Linked DNA regions of Homo sapiens: all the other regions are linked to region 3. A link is a loop called in an ENCODE intact Hi-C map of the cell type or tissue named here. Cell type or tissue: PC-9. All regions are shown on one strand.

Region 1 (4,000 bases), 82 kb after region 3:
CACTCAAACTTCTCTTGAACCACTTAAAAACTCCATTCCAGGGAGTCCTCCAAAGTTCCACAACACCAGACGCAAGCTACCCAGGACATGTGCTCTAGCAGGGCATGCCCAGGGCCCCCAGATAGATGACTGAAAAATATAATTCTTTCAGGTGGACAAGGCCCAGCAGGAACGTAGTGTGCCAGGTTTCCCTGCCAGCCCTCCTCGCCCTCTCGGCGGGGGGCCAAATGACTCAACACAGCCCTGTTCGTACCTCCCTTTTCTTCCCATCTCCCACATTATAAGAGATCAGAGCCAAGTTATCCTTCACCCAAGGTCATAATCTCAGATTGGGGAGTGGTAAGTGGATAATGACAGGCTCTCACAGTGAACTCTCCTCCTAAACTTGGCACATCACAAAGATTTCATCTTGCATGCTGTCCAACCTAGGCACTGGCTGCTGGACTGTTGACAAAGAGTTGAGATGAAATCCACCCTTAGGAGAGAGCAGTGGATGGATTATCAGTATATTCTGTGGGCTCCCAATAGTATATATGTCTCCAGTTTGCTGTCCTTGTCCAAACCACCCAAATCACCAAGAGTTCATTGAGCAATTAATATATACAAGGCATTGTGAGAGATGCTTCCAAACCTGGCCAAATATCAGAGTCTTTGGGGAGCTTTTTAAAAATGCAGATCCTTCACAATTTTTCTGTAAATCTAAAGTTATTCTAAAACACAAAAGTTATTTTTTAAAATGCAGATCCTTTGGTTTCACTGAATCAGAAGCTCCCCAGAAGACTGTAATATGGTCATTTAGAGAGCTCAGAAACCACCATTTAAGAGGCTACTAAGATAACTAATATTAAGACCGTCACTACTCTTACCCACTACTCTTATAAAGAAAACCCTGCAGTCATGCAAAACTGCAACACATTCATGGGTCATCAGATCAATTTTATGGGTCATGACCAGGATATACTCTTAAATACAATAGAGAAGTTTTAGGTACATTATTACTTTGTGAATCTTTTCTCTGAGACACATATATATGGATATCTATATCTATCTCCATATCTACACCAATATAGATATAGATACCAATCTGTGTACTGCATCACAATGAAAACATGTATGTTTTACTTTGCGGCAAAGACTAAAAATGTGAAATTAAATGGTCTAAATTAAATGCTTCCTACTGCAATCTTAGTGTCTTCCCTCTCTTGTTTTCTAGTGGAAACTAAGAAGCTTACCATCAACCACAACTCTCCATTAAAAAATTATAAATTGATCTTCTCTTAGCCTTATTTCTCTAACTTGGAAATGTGGAATTTCCTTGCCTTTTTTTCATAGACAAATGTTGTTATTCTTTATTAAACTTCCTCCAAATGGGGTTTATTAAATTTTAGTTTTAAAGTGTGAACTGATGTGTGTGTTTTTTTTTAAATACTGTGAATGGTGTTTAGTGACTCTTTCTTTACAGAGTAAAAAGCAAGGGGAAATAGGTTTGCATAGCAATCAGAGGGACTTCAGCCAGATATAATGAAAATTTCCTGGTCGCCAGGGAAGTGCAAACTACAATGGGTCAATGGGGGTGTATGATGTGAAATCTTGGACTCTGTAAGTCTGTGGAAACAAAGCAGATTCTTATCTGTCTGGAATTCTTTAGACATAAACTTGTCTGATGGGCGGGGAGCGGATTTCCAGGCCCATAATGCCATTTCTGCCCTTCATCACTGAGACATTCCAAAGAAATATCAAATGCATATCCACAGCCTAATCACATAAACCAGGAACAATCTCATAATGTGTCTCAAATGGCACACTAATGATATCTGGGGAGGGCAGCTGATGATTGTGCAGGTCAATTGGTGCATGACAGGATAGTTTAACATCCCCAAAAGCCACTTAGCACCTCTCAATCTCATGAGCTCATCACTAGGATAAGGGAAAGTCATGTGTTCCTCGCAGCATTCTGAAGACAAATGAAATACATATATGAACAGCACCCACACAGGACTTGACAAGTGTAAGAACTCATTAACTTCCTTATCCCTCCCTTTAACATGTTAGCATCTGAAGAAACAGATGCTTTTAAGAACTGAAGTTCATGAAAGACTCAGTTGCTATCCTATAGCTAAGTTGCTCTCCTATAGCTAGTGATTGCTGAAACGAGAAGTCTTTCTTTATTTATAGGGAGCATGACCTCACCCTGACTAATACTTAATTGTGGTCTTGTTTTGTTTTGCTTATACTGGAAGAAAACATTAGCATTTTTTTCTCCCTTACTGTTACGTAATACCTTCTTATTCTTCCTTGCAATGATAAGACAGTGTTAAAGGCATTTCTGTTCTCCTGAAAAGTGAAAGGAGGGAAAAAGTTATGTAACAAAGAAGATTATATATACATCATCTATCACTGAATGGTAGTATAAATAGTTTATTTTAGTATGTTTTGTATGTATCATTTAGTATATTCATTTTAGAAATGTTTAGATTGTTTAATAATCACTTTCTCTGATTTCTTCTCAGAAAATATTGACCAAAATCAATCTTTTCAATAATCAAAATGGTTTGGTGTGTCTGTTGCAGAAATGCAATGCTGGATTCTTTCACACCCTGTCGGGAGAATGTGTGCCCTGCGACTGTAATGGCAATTCCAACGAGTGTTTGGACGGCTCAGGATACTGTGTGGTAAGTTGGGGCACCTATAACACTTCACGTACTTCACTGGGCATTTGCATCTTGGGTGAAGATAAAATATTTTTCGGATGTTTGAGCCACATAGGAGCAAACTGCTAATCAAGTGCTTTTGTTCACCCTTCAGCTTTTCCTGTGAAACAACTCATATAAACTACTTCTGATTTTAAGGGTCCACCAAGGCATATGCATGAGTGTGCACGTGCACCCGGAGGCTCCTGCCCCACCACCCTCAGCAGCTGGTTGCCTGCTGTAGACCAATGGCGGTGGGATTGAAAATGATACATAGAGGAGGAACCCATACATCCAAATTCCTCTGTAATCGTATAGTTTGCCATATGTTTGGCTTCGTTCCACATAAACCAGGAGAATGAAACAGTTGTTGCCTAGCCTATTTTAGAACCTAAAATAACCAGGTCTATAGATCAAAATTAGTTTTTAAAAAAGAAATTTAAGTTTGAACCCAATAGCTGATGAAAATGAAAGCTTTGCCCTTGTGGTCTTTGCAAGTCTGTGTTTAAGCCCCCAGGAGACTATTTTTTTCCTTAACTGAAATGAATTCTCCAATAGACTGTTCTTCATTGAAGCATGATAGAGCCTTGTGCGAAAGATTGAGAAGTCTTCCAGCAGAAAAGTACTTGCTACATATTTCCCATTTTTAATGAATGGACTGACAACTTAAGTGAAAATGGGTGTTGAAATATTTACCAGAAGTGGCTTCAGTGGAAGTCATAGAGGGCATTTATAAGAACTTATGCTCAAATAGCATGTTTTCCTTCGTGAGCTGTGTGATACAGCAGAAAAATTCTTCAAGTTCCCATCTGGCAAAAAGAGGTTTTCCAAAACTACAAGAGTATTTTTGCATAAACTATAAGAATACTTATTTAAATGCACTCAACATTTGCATAATTGTCCCTATTAGATAATTTTTATTTTAAATGGCCTCTTAGGTGTGTACATGAAAGTGATATTTTATTCACACATTAAGATGCAAATGCAAATGTTTTTATTGATCTTTAACCCTAGAAGTTGCCATTTTTCTAGGGACAGAGAATTAAGTGACAAAATACTAATGTTGCTATCTCTTTGTAGTGTTTATTTAGTCCTGATATTTGTTTTCCCTTCCCCCATCTTCTTAAATAAGCATTACAACCAGGATGTCCTCTGTCACAGTGTAGGCTTCTGCAGCTGCCAAAGTCTACTCCTTTCTAATGCTTCCATCTCCGGTTTCCTGTTATTTTAATCCCAGTGACATTTGGGGGGAAAAATCCCATGGATACACTTGAACTAATAACGTACATCTCTGATAATTTGACCAATTA
Region 2 (4,000 bases), 95 kb after region 3:
TCCTCGGTGGTGCCTCTGGTCATAGGCTCCCACTCTCAAGGTATCCAGGGGTCCACTGTGAGTCACTTCATTAGCATAAACTCAGATATGGTTGAAAGGTGCCTGTTATGAATAACAAAAGACAGTCTTTTCCCTCAGGAAATTCCAAGAATTACAGGAGTCTGTGCCAGGAACCAAAGGCTAAATACTGTTTTTTTTATTATGCCACAAGTAGAAAGAGTAGCCAATCTAGGTTCATATTCAAATTTGGACACATAATACCTGTGTGATCTCAGAAAAGTTACTTTCTCCCTAGATCTCACTTTCCATGGGATTTGAAGTCAAGAAGCCTGGGTTCAGATCTTGGCTCTACTCCTTGATTCATTTACCAGCCCAGTATTTCAGATTTTCTCCTTAGTACAGTAAATCAAACTAGGAAGTAAGGATCTGCATCATAGAGTTGTGAGGACTGGACTAGGATAATATGTGTGGAGGATTTGGGTTTGTACCCTAAACATGGAAAGGCATAAGGTAGATGTTGCCTTTACTGAACACATACCGCTATATTTTTTCTAACACTTGGATTTTTCTTACTCTATGCCTGGCATTGTTCTAAGTGTTTCGATGTAATATTTACGTAATTGATAGCTGTTGTAAAGATTAAATGATACACATAAAATGACTTTTTAAAATCTGAATGCTTACTACACACACGCACTCACTCATACTCACACACTTACTGATAAACAGAAAAGAAAAAGACAGATGGCAATCAGATTCCCCCGATGTTTTTTCCTTAATTGAACACCAATATCAACTAACATTTCACCTAATAGCTTGTGATGTATTCAAATACTACAAGTCTAACAGTCAGAGTAGTCAGACGAGTTTCAGTCCCATCCTTCTTCAGAAACTGTTAAACTGCCTCAGACCTTGCTCTGTAATTTTTCATGTATGATAGTATTAATAACATGTGCAAAAGGGATGGTACTCACAGTGAGGGTAGAAAACGCAAACATTAACTGTTCTGTTATTTTCACTCAAGTATGTCCTGATTTATGAGCTCCCTTCACTCCGTCTTGGTATACTTTTTCATTGTTCATTAATATTCTGCTCTCAAGCATTCGTTTTAATCACGTCTGGTGAGATATTTAGCACAGTTCTCTTGCCATGGTATATATTGTTAAATATATTACCTCCAACTTCCTCATAGCTGGTTTCACTCATTCTCTCATAAACATGTTGTGTAGCCTCATCTGCTCAGAAAAGGTTTATAGGCGTCGAGCTGCAGTGTTTGTTTTTTTTTTTTTGGCAGTAGCAGATGAATTAGGCAGGCAATCTCAGATGGTTCTTTCTAATTATGCTGTTCCACTTTTGCACTTTTCACCCCATTTGCATGACAAGACTTTCTTATCTAAATTACCTGGTCTTGGGATATGAGACCTTTAGAACATCATTCCCTATGGACTGAGAAGCCTTGTCTACATGCAATCAGATATTTATCGAGCACTTATTATACACTGGTATAAAAACTGGTAGTCAGTACTTATTATGTGCCAGTCATGCACTAGTCACTGGTGACACAGCAGTGAGTAAAACAGTCAAAAATCTCACCTTTATTAAGATAGGTCAAAATACAGCAGTGTTTTGAAACTCCTAGAGCAAATGACCCTTTACCTTTTGAATCACAGTATCCGGTATGTTAGTTGAGCAAGAAGCGTTTCTGAATGCTGTTAACTCTTTAAGAAATGAAGTCAAAAGTTGCCAACTGTGGAATGAGTCTCCTTTCCTGAAAGAGGAAACAGTTTCCAAAGGCATCAAGGCACCATGTCTGCCCATGTTTTTTCTCTGTGTAAGTGGATCCAGGGTTCAAAGGAGCACTGAAGGGACTTAGAGAATGTGCTCTAAATCTAGATGCATATTCACAGACACGAAAACTCAAGTCTCTAATAGTACAGATTCGAGGTTGAAAAACCTACTGAAAACGAAAATGAAGTAAAAAGTGTGTCACCTATAAGTAAATATCATGTAGGAGTAGGGAGGAATTGGTAAGGGTGTGAGAGACCAAGGGATTTTACAGATTTTTCTCTGTAGTGACAACAGCTCTACTTCTTGAATCCCTTGCTGGGGAAACTGGCTGCAAAAAAGGAGAGGAGGGGTTCATCTGTGGTCATGGAACAGAACAAATATTCTTGGGTCCTAAAAAGTTCTAACCTTTGATCTGGACTTATTATTAACTTAGTTAGCTAATCTCAAATACTAATCAAATATCTTATCAAAAATCAAATGCCCATTGCCTCTTTCAGCTTTTTAAGAAATTCATATTGCTACTTTCTATAAAATGAAAGTTCCAGGACTTTTCAGAAAGGCGTCTAGTTTAGACTCTGAATTACATTTTGAAACATTGATGAAGCTGAGCCCACAGACGCAGGATTTGGATTTCCAGTTACAAGAAAGCAAGGAAATAATGCTTCAGGGGATTAAGCAAACAAAGGGCCGAGTCTATTTTTCTCTAAGTTCCTAAGGATTTTCTAAGAGCAAAAGGCACCCTTCCACTTGAAATGGGCACCACAGTGGTTACAGTGGGCTGAGAGAGACGCAGTGTTTTCACTTCCCTAGCCAAAACCAGACAAAACATAAACAGTTAATGCTGATGAGAAACAAAAACGAACCCTTGAGGGCTGGCCCTGCCACCGAGTCTGCCTTCGCCACAGAGACCAGTGGTCATGCAGTTGTTCCCAGGGACCATTTGCATAATGTTCATGTATTTATTTGGGGGTTGGCCAGACGTCCTCCATCTCTACCAGTAGCTATGGAAATCGCTCCAGTTAAGGAAAATGTCATCTGTTTGAAACAGCAGGACACCAGCTACAGGCGGATGACTCCAGATGCCCCTAGCAGATGTTGCATGCTTCAAGCGTGGGCAGGCTGCTGGGTGGAACACCTTCAAAGAAAGATGGAAGCGCGGGTTCCTGTTCTGGACTCTTAACTGACAGTGGTTCTTTAAGTAGGCTAAGAAATCAGAACAAGCAAAATAAAGGGTAAAAGGCCAAAGAAATGTAATTCTGTTGGAATGTTTTTACCCAACTGTTTGCGAAAATAAATTGTGGGTGTTGCCTTTCACTGAGAAGCACATATTGTTTTCTGACTGATTTTTTAAGTGTCTTCAAACAAATAAACACATCTATTTGCTTTCCTCCAAACACCATTAGGGTAAGAAATGCTGATACATAAAGGAACAAGAGAGCAGCGGGTCACACTTTATTGGTTGTATAGTACCAAAGCCAAAGCTAATTTAAAAGTCCTTAAAATTTTACATACACACACACACACACACACACCCCTATGCCCCACACAATTCATGTGTCTATGAAGAATTTTCCAAACACGTGGAGACCATAACCCCATTTCCCTTGCCTTAATAGTGAGGAGACTTATGTATTCCACTAAACCAATATTTTTATTACTTTTTTGTCCTGTGTCCTAATTTTTATTATCTTTAAAAAAGGAAGAAGAAGAAAGAGAGAGGGTTCCATGGGATAAAATCCTTTTATGGTGGGTCCTATGTTTTGCTGCAGTACTTGACTGGGACTTTCATCGACGCAGCCAGTCTCAGCAACCTTATTTCCAATATTTAAAGTACACATGAAAGAAATTATAATTCTGTGGAGATTATATAGTTTAGAACTGGTTCCTTCCCTTTAAAACTGGACAAGTTCTAGTGCAGAAAAAAAGGGGAAACTTTTAAATGACTACATAGACAGTGATGGAAATAAAAGGGGATTCTCTTATAAATCCAAAATTGCAGGTAGAATTTGATCATTTTATTTCCAGCTTTGGGATACATGTTTTGGACTAGTGCTTGAAATATATATATAGGACCTGGGAAATGGTCCCACCAACAAGTGGCATTTTCTTTTGGGGCCTGCTAGCCTAACCTTTCCTGCAAGGTAAATGTGTACAAGTTTAAATAAAGAAAATGATTGCACCCATTAGAACTTTAATGGGACCAACATAGAGG
Region 3 (4,000 bases):
GTAGGATATACAAGTACAAAGACTAGATGAAAACAGTGCCTCTTTGGGCATATATTTTAAAAAATCCAAACAATACAGGAAGATATCTGAAAAAATTAAGTAATGCTAAAAGGAATATAAAGAAAAATAGCACTATATCTGCCCCACCCTTATCCTGCCCTGCTTTCCAATGGCACCAGTTTTTATTCTTTTAACTATTTTTTCTAATATTCACCTTCACATTTTTAAACATTCTACACATGCTGCTATTCATTGTTTATAAAGTTTACACTGTACTCTATTGATTTCCTATGTGAAAGTTGGAGATTCTACTGACTTTTGAGCCCATTGACAAGATCAAATTTACACAAAGAACTCAGAATACGAAGAGGAAAGAAAATTTCAGGAGCATTCTTTGGAGAAATTGGTGCTGTGACTACTAGCCCCCTTTTCACCTCAAGGACAGGAATGCTATGTCAGTTTCAACTTGCTTTGCCTCAAGTCTAAAAACAGTAGGCTCCAAAGTGACCATCAGAGGGATCCACAGGACCCTGCAGCGGGAACACAATAGACATGTGCTGCACTTCTGGAAATCCAGAAGGAGAGAGAGAGGTCAGCAGGCGGCTTTCATGGCAGAACAGGCAGAAAGTTGAGGCTCTGTGGGAAGAAACTGGCTCCCCTCTGACAGATGATCACAGGTCTGTGAAATTCAAGGACCAGATGTAGTAGGTATGGTGGGCATACCCAAAGATGACCTCCAATGAGTCATGATTCTTCTGTACAATCCCCTCCTGTTTAATGTAGGCAGAGCCTGTATCTTGCTTCTGGTCAATAGCATATGACAAAGGTAGTTGGATGTCACTCCCTTGATTATGTTACATGGTGTGGAAAAGGAACGGGATGTCTCTACCTTGGTTAGGCAAAGGTGATAGGATAGTCACTCCCATCATTACATTACATCCATATAGGTAAACCAGTTAGATTATCTTTCTGTCTTTGCAAGACATCTGATCAAAGGACCTAAGAGAGGAAGCTAAGAGAGCAAAGAACTGCAAGTGGCCTCCAGGAGCTGAGAGAAGACCCCAGCTGACAACCAGCAAGAAAACAAGGACCTCAGTCCTACAACTGCCCAGAACTGAATTCCAACAAGAACCACAAGCACTTGGAAGAGGACCCCAAGCTCCAGAGAGGATGCAGCCCATCAGACATCTTGATTGCAGCATTGTGAGGACTTGAGTAGAGGAGCCTGCTTAAGCCAGGCCCAGACTCATGACCCACAGAAACTGAGATTAAAAAATATATATGTGTTGTTTTAATCCACTGAGATTGTAGTCACTTTTTATACAGCAATAGAAAACTAATATAAAAGGAATGTTGCTCTGGGATAGTATCAAAGTGAATCCTGCCCAGAGCCCAAAGGGGTCCCAACAGCAGGAAATGTGTGGGGCTGGTCATCTTCTACAAGCAGAAGCTGACTGAGAATTGGAAGCAGCCTGCCCAAGGACAACATGAACAGCCCATAGTATCCCAGGGGCTGGAGAGAGGTACCTGATGATAGTGGTCTCCAAAGAACTCACACGTAGGGAAAGACTCAGGTGAACTGTCTGCCAAGACTATAGCACTCAAAGCCACCTAAACCCCGGAAGAATTTCCTATTCCCTAAGCCAGTGATGTGTTAATAAAACAGCTCTCCAAGGGCAGGGATGGGGAAGCCTTGATCTGAAATATTTGCTAGTCTCTGTGGTGTAGATACACCCACCATGACTAATCTCAAGCTACCAGCAGTTTAACAACCAGCTTATAACATTCCTGATATTTAAGTGGCTCTCAGGAGGCAATACTTTCACACATCACAACCACCTCCACTTCCCCATACCTTCCCTTCCACCTTCCACCCTGAGGAATCAGCCAGCCTGAAGGAGTGGGGCAGAGAGCAGAAGCCTGCCCTTCCATAACAGATCTGCGGCTGGGAGGGAGAGGAGAAGGGACTTCTCCTAGAATGGAAATGGTGTGCTGATTCATACCTTGGACTAGACATTTAGAAATTTGAGACTTCTTGTGACTTAAACTGCCTGTTCTACCAGAGTAAGTAAAAGTTCATGGGATCTTCCCAGATTTACACACACACACACGCACACACACACACAGAGAGAGAGAGAGAGAGAGAGAGAGAAATATAATGTGGTAAGAAATTAATTTTCTCTGTAGGTTAACTATCCAAGACACAGATAAAAATTGCAGAGCTAATGTTTTCTTTTTTAAAACTGCTTTTAAATATTCCCCTCGTTTCTCAAGAAGGCCTTAATGTCTGAGGTGACTTGTACATTCTTAAGTTCTAAATAGAAGAATGAACAGTTAAATGACTGAGTGAATTCGCTTTCCTAATGTGCTTCTCTGTTTGAAAGCTGCTGCTGATGCTCAGGAAGCCCAGGCGTTAATGCTGCTCGCCTATGAAGGCGAGCATGAAGGTGCAATACTGGGAGGAATCTCAGGAGAACGCCAGGGGAAAATCATGAAATTTTAAAAGCAGTGAGAACTGAGTGCCTTTGCATACCTAAGTGGAACTGACAGCTAAATGGGAAGAGACATGGGAGCTAAGCATGAATATTTGCTCCAGGAAACTCACAGGGTACAACAGAGGAAAGAAACTTAAGCCTTGGGTGGAGTTAGACCTCTGGGGTCAAGATGAATGTGTTTGCATTATTTCCACTGGATTTCCACCCAGAAGCTCTCTGGTGAGTCATCTGGGAGCAGTTTGTGCAGTTGCTAAGGGTTACCCTTCTTTCAGAATATTCTCCCAGGGATGGAGGCCCTGAAATTTCCCTCCCTGTATGCTGAGTTCGGGAAGAGTAGCATTTAGTTATATATCAAACAGCTAGACAGGAGTACCACAGGGCAGATGTTCTTTGTATCACATTATTATGGTACTTCTTCTGCCTTCTGATATGGTTTGGCTCTGTGTCCCCACCAAATCTCGTCTGGAACTGTAATCCTCAGGTGTCCAGGGAGGGACCCACTGGGAGGTGGTTGGATAATGGGGGTGGTTTTTCCCATGCTGTTCTTGTGATGGTGAGTGATTTCTCATGAGATCTGATGGTTCATAAGTGGAAGTTTCCCTTGCACACTCTCTCTTTCCTGCCACCTTGTGAAGAAGGTACTTGCTTCTCCTTCGCCTTCTGCCATTATTGTAAGTGACCTGAGGCCTCCCTAGCCATGCGGAACTGTGAGTCAATTAAACCTCTTTTCTTTCTAAATTACCCAGTCTCAGATATTTCTTTATAGCTGTGTGAAATGGACTAATACACTTTCATTAATTCTACTCAAGTGACACTCTGGCAAATAAACAGTTTAATAGAAGGAGCACCACAGTAATAAGTTTCTGACATATTTATATCTTCATAGAATTTTTGGACTACCCTTGCTTTTAGCTGCTCACCTTAATTCTCCCTTCACTGAGAAAATAGAAGCAGTTAGAGGAAAATATCCGCAGGCTTCTACCAAAGTATCTACCTACATTCTCCATGTTCCCGTCTCTTCCATAGATGAAATTTCCGTTTTTCTGTGAGCCCCACCCACCCTTTATGTAATAGATCCCATCCCTTTTGCCTAATGGAGAATATCAATCTGCCAGTTCTCCTCTCTATCTCCAACACCATTCATTTTACACTGTCTGTTGGGTCATTCTACCAGGACTCAAACACGCTATTTTTTGTCTTACCTTAAATAGAAAAAAAAAAACTACACACACTCGTTTGGCCTCACCTTCCTACCAGCTCCTGCCCCATTCCTTTGCTCCCCTTGGCAGCAAATCACCTGGCTGTCTAGTTTCTTTCCTCAAATTCTGTCTTGAATCCACTCAATCAGGCTTTTGCCCTTACCACTCAACTGAACTGTTCTTGACAAAGTCATCAGTAATAGCCATATTACTGAATCCATTGGTCAGTGCTCATTGATTATCTTACTTGATCTGTCAGGTCAGTATGTGCCAAAGTCTGTCTTTCACTCTTCCTTAATACAGTTA

Evidence for each region. A loop is a pair of places that touch in the nucleus more often than their neighbours do. Peaks named below come from ENCODE experiments on the same cell type or tissue, not always from the same donor. Only the 100,000 strongest peaks of a DNase experiment are listed, where the experiment ranks them.
Region 1: a loop joins it to region 3, with 6 times the contacts of the local background. A loop is called at or near these places in 3 of 110 quality-filtered maps.
Region 2: it touches region 3 in a loop (7-fold over the local background); 4 of 110 quality-filtered maps call a loop at or near these places.

Annotation. Positions count from the first base shown.
Region 1 is chr6:112,215,040-112,219,039 of GRCh38, reverse strand. LAMA4 (laminin subunit alpha 4) reads left to right here. Exons shown (of 39, transcript NM_001105206.3): 3 at 2,571-2,672. Among named protein-coding and RNA genes, the nearest start is that of LAMA4-AS1, 20 kb to the left of the region's middle. RefSeq lists an enhancer at 3,918-4,000. In PC-9, no CTCF peak of the experiment used is centred here; DNase peaks (open chromatin) are centred at 1,609 and 2,219; H3K4me3 peaks cover 1,825 bases; H3K27ac peaks cover 4,000 bases.
Region 2 is chr6:112,201,764-112,205,763 of GRCh38, reverse strand. All of the region lies in intron 4 of LAMA4 (laminin subunit alpha 4), which reads left to right. Among named protein-coding and RNA genes, the nearest start is that of LAMA4-AS1, 33 kb to the left of the region's middle. RefSeq lists an enhancer at 1,328-2,527. In PC-9, no CTCF peak of the experiment used is centred here; DNase peaks (open chromatin) are centred at 143, 883, 1,603 and 3,053; H3K4me3 peaks cover 2,677 bases; H3K27ac peaks cover 4,000 bases.
Region 3 is chr6:112,296,925-112,300,924 of GRCh38, reverse strand. The region is part of intron 2 of LAMA4-AS1 (LAMA4 antisense RNA 1); the gene reads right to left. LOC107986632 (a long non-coding RNA gene) reads left to right here and starts at 1,825. Exons shown (of 2, transcript XR_007059712.1): 1 at 1,825-2,064. In PC-9, a CTCF peak has its summit at 2,213; DNase peaks (open chromatin) are centred at 1,944 and 2,664; H3K4me3 peaks cover 3,667 bases; H3K27ac peaks cover 4,000 bases.